Regions from separate parts of the Mus musculus genome. Here all the other regions are linked to region 2. A link is a loop called in an ENCODE intact Hi-C map of the cell type or tissue named here. Cell type or tissue: heart. All regions are shown on one strand. Links, peaks and the distances in the headings refer to the core of each region. The heading gives the core; the rest is flanking DNA.

What was found. Hi-C counts contacts between places; a loop is a spot of excess contacts. Peaks named below come from ENCODE experiments on the same cell type or tissue, not always from the same donor. Only the 100,000 strongest peaks of a DNase experiment are listed, where the experiment ranks them.
Region 1: a loop joins it to region 2, with 4 times the contacts of the local background. A loop is called at or near these places in 2 of 42 quality-filtered maps.
Region 3: a loop joins it to region 2, with 9 times the contacts of the local background. A loop is called at or near these places in 33 of 42 quality-filtered maps.

What each region holds. Positions count from the first base shown.
Region 1 is chr2:174,856,215-174,861,391 of GRCm38, reverse strand. It overlaps Gm14616 (predicted gene 14616), which reads right to left. Exons shown (of 4, transcript NR_166457.1): 1 at 4,951-5,177; 2 at 497-547. Among named protein-coding and RNA genes, the nearest start is that of Gm14616, 2.9 kb to the right of the region's middle. RefSeq lists an enhancer at 812-4,843. In heart, for the core only: a CTCF peak has its summit at 2,799; a DNase peak (open chromatin) is centred at 2,691; H3K4me3 peaks cover 414 bases; H3K27ac peaks cover 1,729 bases.
Region 2 is chr2:173,559,704-173,564,880 of GRCm38, reverse strand. No RefSeq gene overlaps it. Among named protein-coding and RNA genes, the nearest start is that of Ankrd60, 16 kb to the left of the region's middle. In heart, for the core only: a CTCF peak has its summit at 2,843 (motif pointing right); no DNase peak of the experiment used is centred there; H3K27me3 peaks cover 667 bases.
Region 3 is chr2:173,184,247-173,189,423 of GRCm38, reverse strand. No RefSeq gene overlaps it. Among named protein-coding and RNA genes, the nearest start is that of Zbp1, 32 kb to the left of the region's middle. In heart, for the core only: no CTCF peak of the experiment used is centred there; a DNase peak (open chromatin) is centred at 2,893; H3K27me3 peaks cover 1,331 bases.

The sequences.
Region 1 (5,177 bases), core at 1,787-4,286, 1.3 Mb before region 2:
TTCATCTGTGAGTGAACTTCCTTAGTTCACTGTTTCATTTGATCTAGTGATAAACCCAGGTCACAGCTCAGCAAGACTAACTATGTAGGCTTCTTCCCAGGCATACAGGGCTCTTCACAATGTGACCCAGTGCCCTCGCTCACTGACTGCTGGGGCCTGCCCTTTCCTGGAGTGCATAACCAGGCTCACTCACCCCAGTGGCTCTCAGAGAAGGCCCCGACGACTTCCTGTGCTACACTCTGGCACTCAGCATGGCATAGTCAGTCCTGGTGACAGACAGTGGCAGCTTGGCAGCTTCTTACAGAACACCGAACAGGTAACAGAGAGCCTGGGACAGAAGTAAGGCTGTATCCCCAGCCCTACGACATGCCTCTTCCAGTCAGCCATGCTTCCTGACTGGAAAGGTTCCACAGCCTCTCCAAAGAGCACCACCAGCTGGAAACCAAGAGTTCAAACACATAGGCCACAGGCTTGTGAAGGCATTCTGTGTACTCACCTGGTAGTCATCTCAGGGTGTCAGCTTGAGCCCCGTCCCCACCCCCAGTACCTGGATGAAAAGAGAAGACAGAATCTCCAGTCATTGCCATTCAGCGTCTGAGCCTATAGGGTGGCCACAACAACCCTATCCAGAAGGGCCACTTGTGTACTACTGCTGGGGACTTCAAAAGTCACGATAAACACCTCTAAAGGTTAGCATGATTTCCACCCTTCCTGCCTCAACACTAGAGTCTCCACAACTGGAGCCTTCACCCTTTATTATCCTCATCTCCCCTTCTAAGGTGGTCATGAGGCTCCTCTGTACCTGTACAATAGCCACGTCCTGTTCTAAGGTGGGTTTGAATACTCAACTTAAGCACTTGCTTTAGGTCTGGGGAGATAGGTCATGGCTCAGTCAATAAAGTTTCTGCCACATGAGCATGAAGATCCTGCACTCACATAAGAAAAGGTAGCTACAGTGATGTGCACCTGGGATCCCAGTGAGGAGGTGGGCATAGGAGCGCCCCTGGGGCTTGATGGCCAGCCAGCCAAGCTGAGCTCCAGGATCAGTGAGAGAATGTCTAAAAAATAAGGTGAACAATGAAGAAAGACACCTGAGATATTGACTTCTGATCTCCAAAGGCTCTGTTGTGCACATACCGCCCCCCCCCATTCCTATCCCCCTGCCCGTCCCCATCCTTCCTTTCTGGTGATCCATTGATAGGACTTTTCAAAACAATACTAACATTTATGTGTAGCCTTTATTTAAAAAGGCTTTATTCTACAAATCATAAACTCTGAGAATAAGGAATTAATCATGCGTTGGAAAAGTCAGGATGGACTCGGGGTGGGTGGAGTCCAAGCCCAAATCTTAAAGCTGTGAACTCTATGACAAGGCCTTGACAGGTGTGACAAGGTCTAAGACTTATTATTAGAGCGGCAGCAATTGCAGGACTCTGATTTATACAGGCTGCACCCACCAGTGCCTTTGAAAATGGAGGGTGGTGCCCTGGGCCTAGGGTGCAAGCTAGGAAAGGCTGGGGAAAAAAAAAAAGCAAAGGCAAACATTTTTTCCTGAGGCCTCCAGGGGGCGCTCTCTTGTAGACAGTTGGCTCCTAGGAACTGCGACCTCTGCAAAGGGGATGGCGTTGGCAGTAAAATAACAAATTTGTGATGGTTCAAGCCCTTCCATCTCTAGTTCTCCAAACTGTGCCACGAAGAGACCAATACCTGTGTCTATTTGCGAGAATTCGTTGGTATACACTCCCAGTCTCTGGGTCTGGTTTTTTTGGTCCATGCCCAACACCACTGGCTGTTCAAGGGTTTTTAGTGGGGCTCTGTGAATACAGCGGGGTGTTCAGGGCATCTTGGACCCATAGTGAGCAGAAGTCAGGCTTGTGGCGACCCTCAGAAGTATCTTTAGCTTCTGCTCCATGTTTCCCAGAGGTACCTACTGCCATGTAAATGCTGTAGTCCAGAACAAAACATTAATAACTCTGAATTAATAAACAGTTCTTTCTGTGTTACTTAACTGTGGAACACATGCCCAGAGAAGCACCCAGAAACACTGTCTCCCTATAGGAGGTGAGAGTGGGTGCTTTTCTTAAGGGAGGACTGGTTTCAGGAGTGGGCTCCCTGGCTGCCTCAGGGCTGCGGGTGATGGAGGGTGAAGTCTCCCCCCACCCCGCCTCCCCCTCGCCCCTCCAGCCAGGGTCCCTTCCTCCCATATTAAATGGAAACATGTGTCAGAGGCAGAACGCACATAGGGGCTGCTGAAACCCGAGCCCTTTGAGTAAGGCTCAGCAAGGCAGGTCTGGGGGTGAGAGCTCTTGTGAGCCTTTGAAAGTTCCCAGGCAGAGGCTGCAGAAAGGGTTCAGGGTGGTTGATTAGCTGGAAGGAAAACAGAGGTGAGGAGAGACAGCTTTGGTAAACAATGCATCTCCCCCTGGCCCCCTTACCCTCAAATCCTGGACTAATTTTCAGGAAACCTACCTCCCTAATTACCTAATTGTTGCTAAGTGACATTTGGAGAGCTCAAAGAAGCCAGGCCAGGGGTGCAGGGGGCCCCCACCCCCAAGGGAGGCCCCAGGGCGGTGGGAGGAAAAACTATAGCTCAGCTCAGGCGCCAGCTCCTGGCCCTGCAAAGCTTTCCCACTCGATGGGGGTCAGCTGGGTCTCTCGGGAATTCAGAGGGGAGCAGATGCCAAGCGCTGGAAACCAGGAGATGAGAAAACTGCAGGCTGGGAGCGATTGCCTTGGAAACCGGGACTGGAAGGTTCTGGAACATTCGAATCCTTTCAGCGCAGCATCTCTAGATGGCACTAGAGCGCTTTCACAAGCTGCCTGCTGCAGACACTTTAATGGAAAAGGCTAGATTCTTTATTTTTTACTGCGCAACAAACTGCCCTTTTTTTTTTTTTCAATGTTCTGGGCTTGTTTTTCACAGTGATGAAAAAAAATAAAAGACCGGATGAGGCCTATTACCTTGCCTGAGTGGAGATCACAGTTCTCTCTCTGCTTAGACATGGGGGGAAGAGGGGGGCGCTCTGTTTACCCTTCCGAGACAGAAAAAGCCCCCAGAAAAACAAAAAACCCAGATTTTTTTTATCTGCCTCTCCAGCCATGAGCCCTGCTTTACAAATGAAGTGCTGTAGCCCCCTTACATGGGATTCATGGATGAAGAACTCCAAGTTGGGGTTGGGGGGCAGGTGTCACACCACAGCATCTAGCCACCGAGGCCATTTTGTTCTCCTTCCAGGCTGATAATAAACCAGTACAACAGGCCAGCTGTTGGGAAGGCTTCCTGCAGGATAGTCAACAGACAATGTTCACATCAGAGAGGCTCTCTCCTGACAGAAGCCCAGTGTGACCTTGGTAGTCTTTGACTCTGCATTTGAGCAACAGGCTGAGGTACTGCGGAGGTGCCCTCCTGAGTTCTGGGGTTTCTCCTGTGCATCTTGAAGGTGACCCTTGACATGGCAGCAACAGATGAGGCAGCATCTGGAGTCAGTCTGCCAAGTCTCATCGGGAGAGGAACAAAGAAGAAACTGGCTCCATCAGAACGTCTAGGAGCTGACGATGTTGGGTTATTAAATGTTAAATAAATATATATATATATGGAAATTCAGATGTTGATCTTTTGTGCCCCACAAAGGTGACGTTTGTCAGGCTAAAAGCCTTTCATGAGTTTGCCACAAATTCCCTTGACATCAATGCCAAAGGGGGGGGGGTGTTGTCCCCTGGCCGTGGATTTTAAATGTTTGCTCAAACCATTTGCTTCAGAGAACCAAGAAAATCCAGCCTGAACTGGTTAGCTGCACGGAAAGACTTTCTTCCTCTGAGGGTCTGAGTCGGCCACTCCAGGGCTGCCTCTGGTCCTGTAGATAGCCCATGGTTGCTAAGATGAGCACACTCCAGACAGGACCCAGCAGCCCTCTGTGTCAGAGTTCAACCGGGCCTGTTTCTCTTCAGATGTGTTTCTGAGCACGTCACCATACCTCTCCCCAGTCTGTAAAATGGGCTGATGATGTTCACTGTTGCCTCAAAGACCCTTAACCTCTCTCTGCTAAGGGTGACAATTAAAAATGTCTCTGTCACCGTAGCCTGCCTGACTTACCGGAAAGTGACTCCTGGAGTACTGTGAAGGGTCCGAGTACTGGGAAGTGTTTCTGAGGAGCTAGCTTTAATGAGATGCCCTTAGGGTATGTGGGAGGGGGGGGGTAGCTCAGCTGGTAGTGTGCACTCCAAAGAGCAGGGGAATTAAACTGGATTCCCAGTGATGGTGGAATAGCCAGACACAGTGATAAATTCTTGTAATTCCAGTGCTGGGTGGTGGAGACAGGAGGATTGCTGGGGCTCACTGATGAGCTAGCCTAGGCTCACTGATGAGCTAGCCTAGGGTGAGGGTTAGGGTCAGTCCCAGTACCCGAGGGGCAGAAATCAGCAGACTGTTGTGAGTTTGATGCTACTTTGGTCCATGTTGCAAGTTTCAGATCAGCTAGGGCTACACGGTCAGGCTGTCTGGTTGTGTGTTTGTCTGCCTTCCTGCTTTTCTCTTTCTCTCTCTCTCTCTCTTTTTTTTAATCTTTTTCTCTCGCACACAGAAAACACATACAACAACAAACAACCCCCAAACCCCTACAACAACAACTAAAGCAAACAAAACAAAAAGACAGAGTCGTTGAGGAAGACACTGGACTCTACATGCATGCAAGGTCAAACCTCACACAGACACATTTAAAAAAAAAAAAAAAAAAACCAAACCAAACCAAACCAAACCAGGTGGACAGAAAGGAAAAGAAGCCCTGGGGTTGAGAGTTAAGGGGACCCAGGCCTGAGTAGAGAGGTCTTGGAGTCTGGGCTAACTGTTCCCCAGCTCCACTCTGTGAGGCCCCTGCCTTGCCTTTGTAGGATTCTGGAGGCAACCAGTCCAACTGCTCCCTGGGCCCCGTGTCTGCTCAGCGCTCAGCATACCTGATGGTGGTAGATGATGAAGGCTGATCTCTGTCTTCCAAGATCTTGTCACAGACTTGAGGCTTCATGCAACCTAACGGGGCTGTGGGTATGGTGTGTGCAGCTGCCCTGTGCTGGTTCCCAGGGAGGAAGGAGTGCTCCTCATCACACGTTGCTACTCCTCTGGGATTGCTCCTTTGCATGGGAGGGAGACGCTGTAACCTCCTTAGGACCCAGATCCCAGCCCA
Region 2 (5,177 bases), core at 1,640-4,139:
CCAGGGGAATTGCCTACCACAGCAACTCCTTGGTGAGCAGGAAGGAGGGCAGTTCTGTGGTCGGCTACACATGCTTTAGAGACTCCCTCTGCCCCTAGATATGTGGCATTAGACCAACCAGGGGCAGCTCTTGGGGTCTCAGCTGCCTCATGTGGCGCGTTCGGGGTAGTAAAACCTGCCCCTGTTGCCACCAGAGAGATGGAATGCCTGGCTCGAAGCAGACACTTGAAAAATGGCAGGCATTATTCGTATTATTATACCACCAACACTTAATTTGCTTAAAATGTTTACTCTCTGAGAATCGATCCCCTCCCGGATTCCAGAGAGGCTCATAAATTCTCAGCAAACCTTATACAATAAGAGTCTCCATCCAGAACTAATAATTCCCAAAGTGGGAGATTAATAATTTCCCGTAAACTTGCTGGTCTGGACATTAAGTGGTGGAAGGCTTTCTCAGCAACTCATAGAGCGCCCCCAGGCCAGAGCCGCTGCAGAGGAACAACAGGCTCTCAGGCAGAGGAAAATTCCAGTCTTCAGGCCCTGCCCCTGCACTGCGCATTGAATACAGAGGCAGCCAGTGGAGGGCACAGAAACCCATTAACATTTGGCAAAACACCGGGGTTTGTGTTCTGCGGAAATGTCAGGGATGCTGCTATATGCGTCACTTGAAAATTCAAGAGTGGAGCTCAATTTGGGGGGCTCGAGGGTGGCATTTCTGCCTGAGTCCTGGAACTTTCTGCAGAGCGGGCACAGGGGACATGTACATTGGCCAGGGGGACACGTGTATAGCCCTCACGACATCCGGAAAGGGGTCTGTCCTCCATCACTCTAGGAGTACACATCTGGCCACGGAACAAGAAAGCCCAGTGTCCCATCTGCCCCAGGAAATCACGTCCTGTGTTCCCACAGCATCATCCTTGACTTGTTTGGTTGCTATATGTTCTAAATTTAAAACGGAAAAAATTAAAAAATACCAATAACATCTGGGGCTCCAGAGTGCATGTGTGTGTGTGCCTGGGAAATGTCACAGGGATGTTTAGAGAATTCCATATCCTTGCAAGGTTATAACTCACCATTTCCTGTCCAAATCCCAGTCTAGACCCAGCTCCCCAGCTTTGTGGAAGTCCCAGAGCATAAGATGTTTATATATGTTGAAACCGCAGGCCTGGATGATAAGGCCTTGAGTATCCCTTGTGCCCAGCACGGGGTATGTTGGGGGGCATAGTTTGCAGCTTTTGAAAGACCATACAGGGTTGGAGGGATGTGATTAAGGGTGTTAGCAGTCCTTATAGAAGGCCAGGATTCATTTTCCAGCTCAAACCTACCTGTAACTTCAGCTCCAGACCCCCTCTTCTGGACTCTGTGGTCACTGCATGCATATTCCGTAGATGTATGCAGACAGTACGTAAACACACACAAAGGCATACATGCATGCACATACACGTTCAGGGACACACGCACACACGTGTTTTTATTTAAAAAATCATTTGAGGGTCTTGGGATGTAGCTTAGTTGACTGTGTAATACCTGTGAGGCCCTAGGTTCAATTCCCAGCCTTCCAAAAACTGGGTGTGGATGTCAGCTGGAATTCGAAGTTCAAGGACATCCTCAGTTACACGGTGAGCTCTAGGTCATCTTGGGCTACATGAGACCCTGGTGGGTTTTTTGTTTGCTTGTTTGTTTTTAAAAAAAGACTTGATCTTGTCTTGTATACTGTAAGTACAAGCCAAGGGACTGCCCGGGATGTGGCCCTAAGGGTTGGAAATATTTACTTGATCCCCAAGTTATAACTGTCAAGAGACACCCTGTGTATGTTTGTCCATGTAGATTTAGGCATAAAGAATGATGTTAAAGAGGCTGAGGCCCTGGGTCCATCCACACTGTATTGGGGATCAAGTTTGATTCCCAGAAACCAAGCAAAAAGCCAGATTGGTGGAGACTGAATCCCTCGGGGTCTGTTGGCCAGCCATTCCAGCCTATTGGAGACTGGACCCCTGGGGGTCTGTGGGCCAGCCATTCCAGCCTACTTGTAGTAGGCTAGTGAGAGCTCCTGCTTCAAGTAACAAGGAGGATGGAGCCTGAGGAGAGGCACTGCTGTGGACATTTGCCCTCCACAGATGTGTGTGTGTGTGTCTGTGTGTACACATGCATACATATACACCTTACACATGTTTGCACACAGAAGGACACACTTGCACATATGAATACACATGCACACACACATATGTGCACACATGCATGTACACTTATACATGCATAGGAGTGCACACAAGCACAAATATACACACAATGCACACAGACACATACCCACACATGCACATGAGCACACACAAATGCATATGCTCACATACACACAAAATAGTCACACAATATACTCATACAATGCACGCACACCCACACACATTCTTGCACACACACACACAAAGAAGAAGAAAGGAAAAAGACCTGTCCCATCATAGCTCTTCAAAGCTGGGGAATTTTGACAATGAGCCCTTCCAAGGTATTTTTGAATGCCGTATACAGTGAATGCACTCAGAGCATTGAGGTAGGGGGCATAAGCATTATGCCACAGCAGGTCAGTCAGGTTTCCTTAGACATGCCTGTGGGGCCGAGCACCATCATGCAGTGTGGACTGAAGGGTGAGCAGACATGTGCCCAGACTCCCCAGACAACTCCACTGAGATGCCTAAGACAGGTGCAGTGACAGGGACCAGACCCCAAAGCTTCCAGAACTTTTAAAAGCCCCCAACTCCTGGATTCTGAAAGGAGCCCCTCCCAGACCAGCTCAGAGCTAGCTTCTGCTAGGCAGTGCTATTGGGAACTGCGACTGCAGGCTGGAGATGGAGCTACCACCAGGTGTCGCCTGGAGACCACAGATGGATTCCAAGCCAGAGACTGGAGGCCAGCCAAATCCCCCTTTCTCCCTGCATTAGAACCTTGTGCCTCAGGTTTCCCCACCCCATTATTACCTACTGTTTTCATCTTTGCGTAGGTGAAAAATAGTTTTTAAAACATGTAAATTTGTATTTTCTTAAGATAGTGTCTCATGTAGCCCAGGGTACTTGACTCCTTCTGGACTCATGTCTTCCAGTTTAATGGCCTTCCAGGGGCTTAGGAATCATGGTCTCAGGGTTAAGGGTAAGAGGTAGCTAGCTTTAAAAGAGAAAAAAAAATGTAAGGGTCTCACTATTATGTTGCTCTGGCTGCCCTGGAATTCAATATGTAGCCGAGGCTGGCTTTGAACTCATAGAGATCTACCTGCTTCTTCCTCCCAATTGCTGGGTTGAAAGGTGTGCGCCACCATGCCTGGCTTGTAAATCCACATTTTGACCTCCAAACAGAGGGGTGCCTAAGACCTTTCAACTGTAACGGGCATTGTAATGCAACAAGAGAGGGGAAGGCACCTCCAGGGCCAAGCCTTGCTCCTCAGCTGAGTGCAAACCATGCGTGTACACGGAAGGGCTGGCTGTGATCTAAGACACGCACGCGCAGAACCACATGCAAAGATTTCAGAACAGCATCCAGCTCGGCACCATGAAGTTCTGGCTGGGGTTCTGAGATGGCCCGTAGAGTGTGTTCCCACCTGCAGGCAGAGTCCTTCTTGGAAAAGAACCGAAAAGAAGGTCCACCTGGAGGCCAAGAGCGTCAGCTGCCAGCAGGTTAGACAAGTGCCCTGTGTGGCGGTGGGGTCAAGGAGGTATCTGATTCTCTGCTTGCCATCCAGCAACGAGAGAGGCGTGTTTTACCTCAGTGTTCCTGCGCTGGGGCCCACTGGGGCTCCGTCACCACCTTCCTTACCTCACAGCCATCTCTTCCAGGGACAAAGCCAGCCAGATGGCTTCTTTAGATCATCCTGGCCCTCGCCAGACCCCTGCTCCACCCTTCATATAGCCTTCTCTGTGTGTGCTCATGCTTGAGTGTGCACGTGCAGGTGTGTGTGGTGGCCATGCTGGACATGAGTTATCTTTTTCTCGCCTTTGGGCTGCTGAGGTGGCTCAGCAGATAAAGGAGCTTGCTGCCAAGCATGATGACCTGAGTTTGATCCCTGGGACGCACGCGACGCATAGGGAAAATTGACTTCCTCAACTTGTCCTCTGACCAGCTCCATCTGTGTGCACCCGCACCTGCCCCCTATACGCATAATGTAACACAACATTGTTAAGAGAATCTCTAAGCGAAGGAAGCCTAAGCTTGCTGATTCAGCTACACTGGCTGGCCAGCAAGGGCTCCTCCTGTCTCTATCGCTCCAGAGCAGGGTTTACAGGAGTGTCCCACATACCACTTACATGGGCACATGGATCTGAACCCTGACCCAGATGGGAAGTCACCATGATTCACTCCCATCCTCCGTAGGCTTGGGGAGGATATATGTGAGCCAGAGGAGAGACGAGCCGATGCAAGGCACCAAAGTGTGGTATCAAGGAGGGTTCAGGTCAAAGGACAGATGGCAGCAGGTATTGGCAGGCAGGTGGGGGAGTCTGGCCAGGCTCTGCTGGAATGAGCCATGAGATTCTTTGGAAAAGAGCTTGGGACATCTTCGGATGTCGGACACAGAAATACTGTGAGACCCTTCAAGCCCACTCCATGGTACATACCAGAGAGAACTTGAGCTATAATTCCACACAGAAAGGCACATACGGTCATGTTTGTAGCACCTTTGCCTACATGATCAGAAAATCTAGCCACCCAATTTGAGGTGTTCATACAGGGGAATATTAGTTACCCACAGAAAGCAAAAAAAAAATTTTTTTTTAATTAAACCTAAGTGAATGGGTCAAACCCAGTTACGAGCTACAAATAAAACCCACAGCAACAGGAACTTAATACCGGTGGCCAGTGGGGAGGCCTGCCAGGAAAGGCAGGGTAGGAAGTGAGTTCAAGTAGCCCGTGGGCAGGGTGCACATGTTGGGGTGTCTAATGGAAGTGATTGTTGCACAACAGTCTAGAAACTTCTAGATTGTGCACTTTAGATGAGCAACTGTTGGCCCGTGATTTCTGTCAATGGACCCAGAGTTCTGTTTAGCTTGTGCGTATTCCTGTGTGCACTCTCAGATGTGTGTATGGGTGTGGAAGGTAGTGGTTAACATCCAACACTCATGCTGGCTTGAGTCATGTGAACACAGGGCAGAGGGACAAGGACAGTGGAGGGAATCCAGTGTCTGACTCTAGTGGACTTG
Region 3 (5,177 bases), core at 1,787-4,286, 380 kb after region 2:
TCCCAAGGAAACCCCCAAGCAACCCAGGCTATTGCCAAAGCTATTGGTCACCTCCCACAATATGAAGGCAAGGTCCTATGGCTGTAATTCACCGAACACAGAGAAGTCAAGCTGGTGTCTAACCAAAGCCTTCAGTACTACTGACGAGTGTCCATGGTTACTGGAAGGTACCCTGCCCGCTACCAGAGGAGGATGTAAATACTAAGCCCTGTACAAAACCATTGATCTACAGTGTTGACCTGCCAACATGGCCCGTTGGCACAATAGTGGCAAAGAGGTTGTGGAAGTAACCAGCCGCTGTCTGAGTGGATTTAAGGACCACTCTATGAGATGAGACCCACGCCTGACACTGCTTTCGGGGTCGAGAAATCTGGGACTAGAGAGGCCATGGGCCTATGGGAAGAAGAAATACTATTGTTCCGCTAAAGGAACATGGCGATAAAATGACTCCTAATGACAATCTGCTATATTCATAGATCAGCCATCATCAGAGAAACTTCCTTTTGCAGTAGATGGGAATAGAGTCTACTGGGGATGAAGTGCAGAGAGTGAACGCTCTGGAAGACTTAGTCCTAAATGGAGTGTCCCCATCATTTCCCTCCCTTCAGGGTTCGGGGATTCTGGGGAAGAGGAGGCAGACTATAAGACTATAAGAGCCACAGGGGAGGGAGGACACCAAGGAATCCATGTCTCCAGGCACCACAGGACTGCTCATGCACATGTGAACTCACAAAGACCATGGCATTGCACACAGGACCTGCACGGGTGCAAACCAGATGGGGTTCCAGTGCTGAGAAGGGGCAATGGACACCATCTGCCATCCCTAACCAAGAAGCTATCTCCAACTGACATCCTGTCACAAGGGAAAAATGACTTTCTCCAAGGGAGTCTCACTAGATATACAAACCACACTGAAGGGCACGCCCCATGCCCAGGGGTAGATGGCCAGCACAAATTTGAAGGTATTTTTGGAAAATATCTTTATTATTATTATTATTATTATCTTGTGTTGTTTTATTTGGACTCAAAAAAAAAAACCTTACTAGAGTTTTGCTTCTATATTATGGTTTCCAATTTTGTGTTTTTATTGGAATGTGTGTGCTCACACGTGTGTGCATGCATCTGTCTGTGCACGCGTTCATGTGCACGTATGGGTGTGTATGTGCATGTATGTGTGCATTCATGGGTGCGTGTGTGTGTGTGTGTGTGTGTGTGTGTGTGTGTGTGTGTGTGTATGCGTCCGTGATGTGCGTTTCTCATGGTCTTTTGTTTTATTTGTTTTTTTGTTTGTCTTTTTTATTTGCCTGTCTGTTTTCTTAAGATAGAGAAAAAAGAGGCATGGAGTGAGTGTGTTGCAGGGGGCAGACAAGAGAGGGGAAACAGATCAGAATATAGTATATTAAAATAACTATCTTAAATACAAAGAAAAAAGAACAGTGAACTGCTGAGAGGTGGGGTCAGATTTTCCTCTCCCCCTTGGCCACCCTCTACCCAGATCTGAGCCCTCCCCCCACCCAGTCCTGAACCTTACCCCTTGGCCATCCCCCTACCCAGGCCTGAGCCCTCCCCCTGGCCATCCCACCACCAGACCATCTTGAGGAGAGTGGAGGGCTCCAATGTCCAGTAGAGGAGGGAGGGAACCCGTGTCTTGCACTCCCTGAAAACAATTTTCCTCCCATGAGAGGCTGGGATACGAGGCTCCCTGGACACCCACTTGTGGCCCACAGCCCAGTGCAGCCTCCATGCCCAGGGAGGTAAAGTGAGGCTCAGAGTCTAGACAGTTGCTGAAGGGACAGGGGCAGGCCTCAACCTCAGGTTATGGCCCCTAAACCTAATTTCCACCCCCAACCCTCTTCCGTGGTCACCTTCCTCCCCAGAGTGTCTTGGTGGCCCGCTTGCTGTCCCCCAGTCCTTTGGCCTGGGACACTATCACTAGAGGAAAGTTCAGGGAACAGGAGTGTCAGAGGGAGGAGTCACAGGCCTAGACAGGAGTGTCAGAGGGAGGAGTCACAGGCCTGGCTACTCCTACCTCCAGCTTCAATGCCCCCGCCCCCAGCAGCTAAATCCGAGGGTGTGGCTGGCCTAGGAGTCAGGAGGGAGGTTCTGGAGAGAAGGTTTACACACCAGCCACCTCAGTAGCCTTCTTAACAGCTCTGACCCTCCTAAAACAAATTCGAGGATAACCCCCTGCCTCAGAGCCCTTAACTGTTAACACTCCTGAAAAAACTGTGTTTCTACAGCGAAGGTAACACAGCCGTGGCCTCTGGGAAGCCAGCCCCGCGGAAGGACATCCCCAGCCTTCATCTCAGAGTGTCCCTCAGCCACCGGGCAGACCTTGCCGAGTTCCCTAGTCCAGATCACCAACAGTGCCAGACAGGAAGTGATCTGTGGTTGTCTGTCTGTTGCTCTGTCAACCTTCCTAATACCATGAAAAAGAAAGAATGAGGTTAGATTGATGCTGGAGCCCAGGCTGTGCAGTCAGATGGGACTTGAGTGGGACCCTGTCCACCTGCTCTGGTCTTTTGGTAAAGTGGGACAAAGGTGAGGGCAATGCCTTCCTCACAGAGTTCACTCAAGGGCGAGTGAGGACAGACACTCGGTCATTCCAGAGCCAGGGCAGGGACAGGGCAGGGGGGAACAAGACACAGGCGGGGCTGTATGGTAGGAAGGGTTGCTATATCCTTCCCCCAGCCCCAGCCCCAAAGCTGAGATGTCTCAGCTGCTCTCCCGCACCTGAACACACCAAGGGCACCGAGGGACCCTAATTATCCTGCTACACAATCGGTTTCCAGTGCCACTCCTCTGGCCACTCTTGATGGCTTCAGGCGCTGGGCAGGGAAGTGGCCACCTCGCTGGTGTCCTGGCTCTTGCAGATTCACAGCCTTGGGCCGAGCGCCCTCTGCTGGTCACGTACTGTCTGGCCAGAGCACCACACAGTCAGCTTGGCCAGGGAACTTGAGGGTCTCGGGTGGGCCGGGCGGAGGACTCCCGGGGCTGTGCCCGCGTGGCTAAGTTTCTGGAGTTTTACATCACAACCCCTAAACTGTAAACACACTTCAAGCTAGGTTCCTCCTTACACAGGCTCTCTCCAACCGACGCCAACGCTCAACGTTCAAGGACCTGCACCCTTATCAGGGACAACCCCGCAACGTGCTTTGTCTGTGAAGAGCTCCCACCCACCCAAGACCTGCTTGCTCCCTCCTGGAGCCCACAGCTTATCCCGCAGTTGCTGACACCATCCGACTCCTACAGGCACCAGTGCACCCTCCGTGCCTATGTGTGAAGAGCTGTCTATCTCAAGAGCACAGGGATGTTGAACTACTGGCCAGAGGTAACACAGCCTGCAAAGAGCAAGGATTCATGACCCCTGTGGGTAGGAGAAAGCCCCTTGTACTGTGGAAATACCTCCGGGATGCGGGGGAGGGACAAAGATGAAGTTTGGACCCCAACCGAGAGTGGTGATTTGCCTGTGGGGTCCCAGGGCACACATCCAGCCCACAATCCTTCAAGCTATCCGAAAATATGCATGAGTAATATTCCAGGTACACGGAGGACAGATATCGGGACACCTCAGCTTCAGAGGTTAGGCCTTCCTATCTCCTAGTCTCTGTGCCTCAGTCTTCAAATCTGTTAAATGGGGCCATCACCTTCCTCCCTCTGGGGGTTGTTTTTAGGACCAGGTGAGAAAATGTCTAGCCAGGTGACTGGCCATATTCATCCTTCGAATGATCTGCTGTCACCACTCATATCACTAAACTTTACCTAGGACTAGCAGGGAGCCTCCTTCCTCCTCTGCCGTCCCTCTTTACCGTCTCACACCTGGTGTGAGTGGGACGGTCCCTCCAGCAGGACTCAGGAGGCCCTGGTGAGTGCTTGATGTCCTCCAGTCAGTTTGTGCTCTGAGCTGTGACACCCTGAACTACTCCAGTACAACATGTCACACACCACATGTCACACACCAGACCTAGCCACGTCCAGCCATGAGTCACATGGCCAGAGAGAGCCCCGCCCCTCAACCAGAGCTTTCCCAAGTGGGAAGTGACTGACAAGGTCCTTGGACACTCAGCAAACGTGCAACTCAATTTGTTGTTCCCCTCCCCAGGCCTCAGTTTCCCCATCTGGAAAATGGAAAGCATAAATGAACCCCGGGGGTCCTCGGAAGTGGCTGTAAGCAGTTGAGATGCCGTGGTCCCCGTATCAGCAGCTCCTTTACAGTTAGTCTCATTGGATGGGTAGGTCCATCCAATGAGACAATCACTTCCTGTCCCATATCGCCTCGTCCACAAGTGACAAGAGCAGACAGGTGACTGTGAAGTTGCTCCAGTCTCCCAGACAACAACGGGGATGTGGTCTCTGTGCTCTGAAGTCCTCTGAGTGGGAGAACAGGACAGGTGGCCAGGGAGCCTCCACTGAGAAGCACAGCCCATTGGAAGCACAGCAGACGCCACCCTGGGGCTGAGGTGCCCCATGGGTGGATCTGCTCTGTCCTGGCTACTACGTGCCTACCTCCAGCAGGCAGGACCACGAGTTAGGGAGCCCCTGGGGCAAGCTAAGGACAGTGACTGTCCTGAGTTGCCACCTTTGTGGACAGAAGCAGCCCGGTAGTGTGATATCTGTCCCCTGTCCCACTCCCTGTCCTCTTGGTGAGGTCTGTGGTCATCCAGTCTTCCTCAGTGGAGGGAGAACAAGGGGAGAAGATGTCGGGAAGCTCACCTGGCTCCTGGTCACGCCCTGTCTGGTGGCATCTCGAAAGCACTCTCAGCCCACCAGGAGAAATCTCGGCTGACAGAGAGGGAGAAACCCCATCTTGAAGTGCGTGGGAGCCCAGCAGTTTCCTGACTCTGTGGGCTGCGAATCACTTTTTACATTAGAAAGTATCTGGGTGTGTGGAGAAAAGTCTGGAAGGAAATCGGAGAGTGTGGGAAGAAAGGCTGGTACTGGGCATGAAACTCCAGCCCCTGGGTTTCTTAGGGTCCCTTGGCTTTCAGTGTCATCTGAGGATCACCTGTGCTAACTGGGAAGTGTGCGTGAATGTCTTTTGCGCCCTCCTGGGACACTGACACACCTGGACAGAGGTCTGGTCCGGAGCGTCCATGGCTGAGATTTCGGCCACCAGGTGGCACCCTTGATCTATTTTTAAACAGATGATTCAAAATTCGGACTTGGCTAACAGGTGG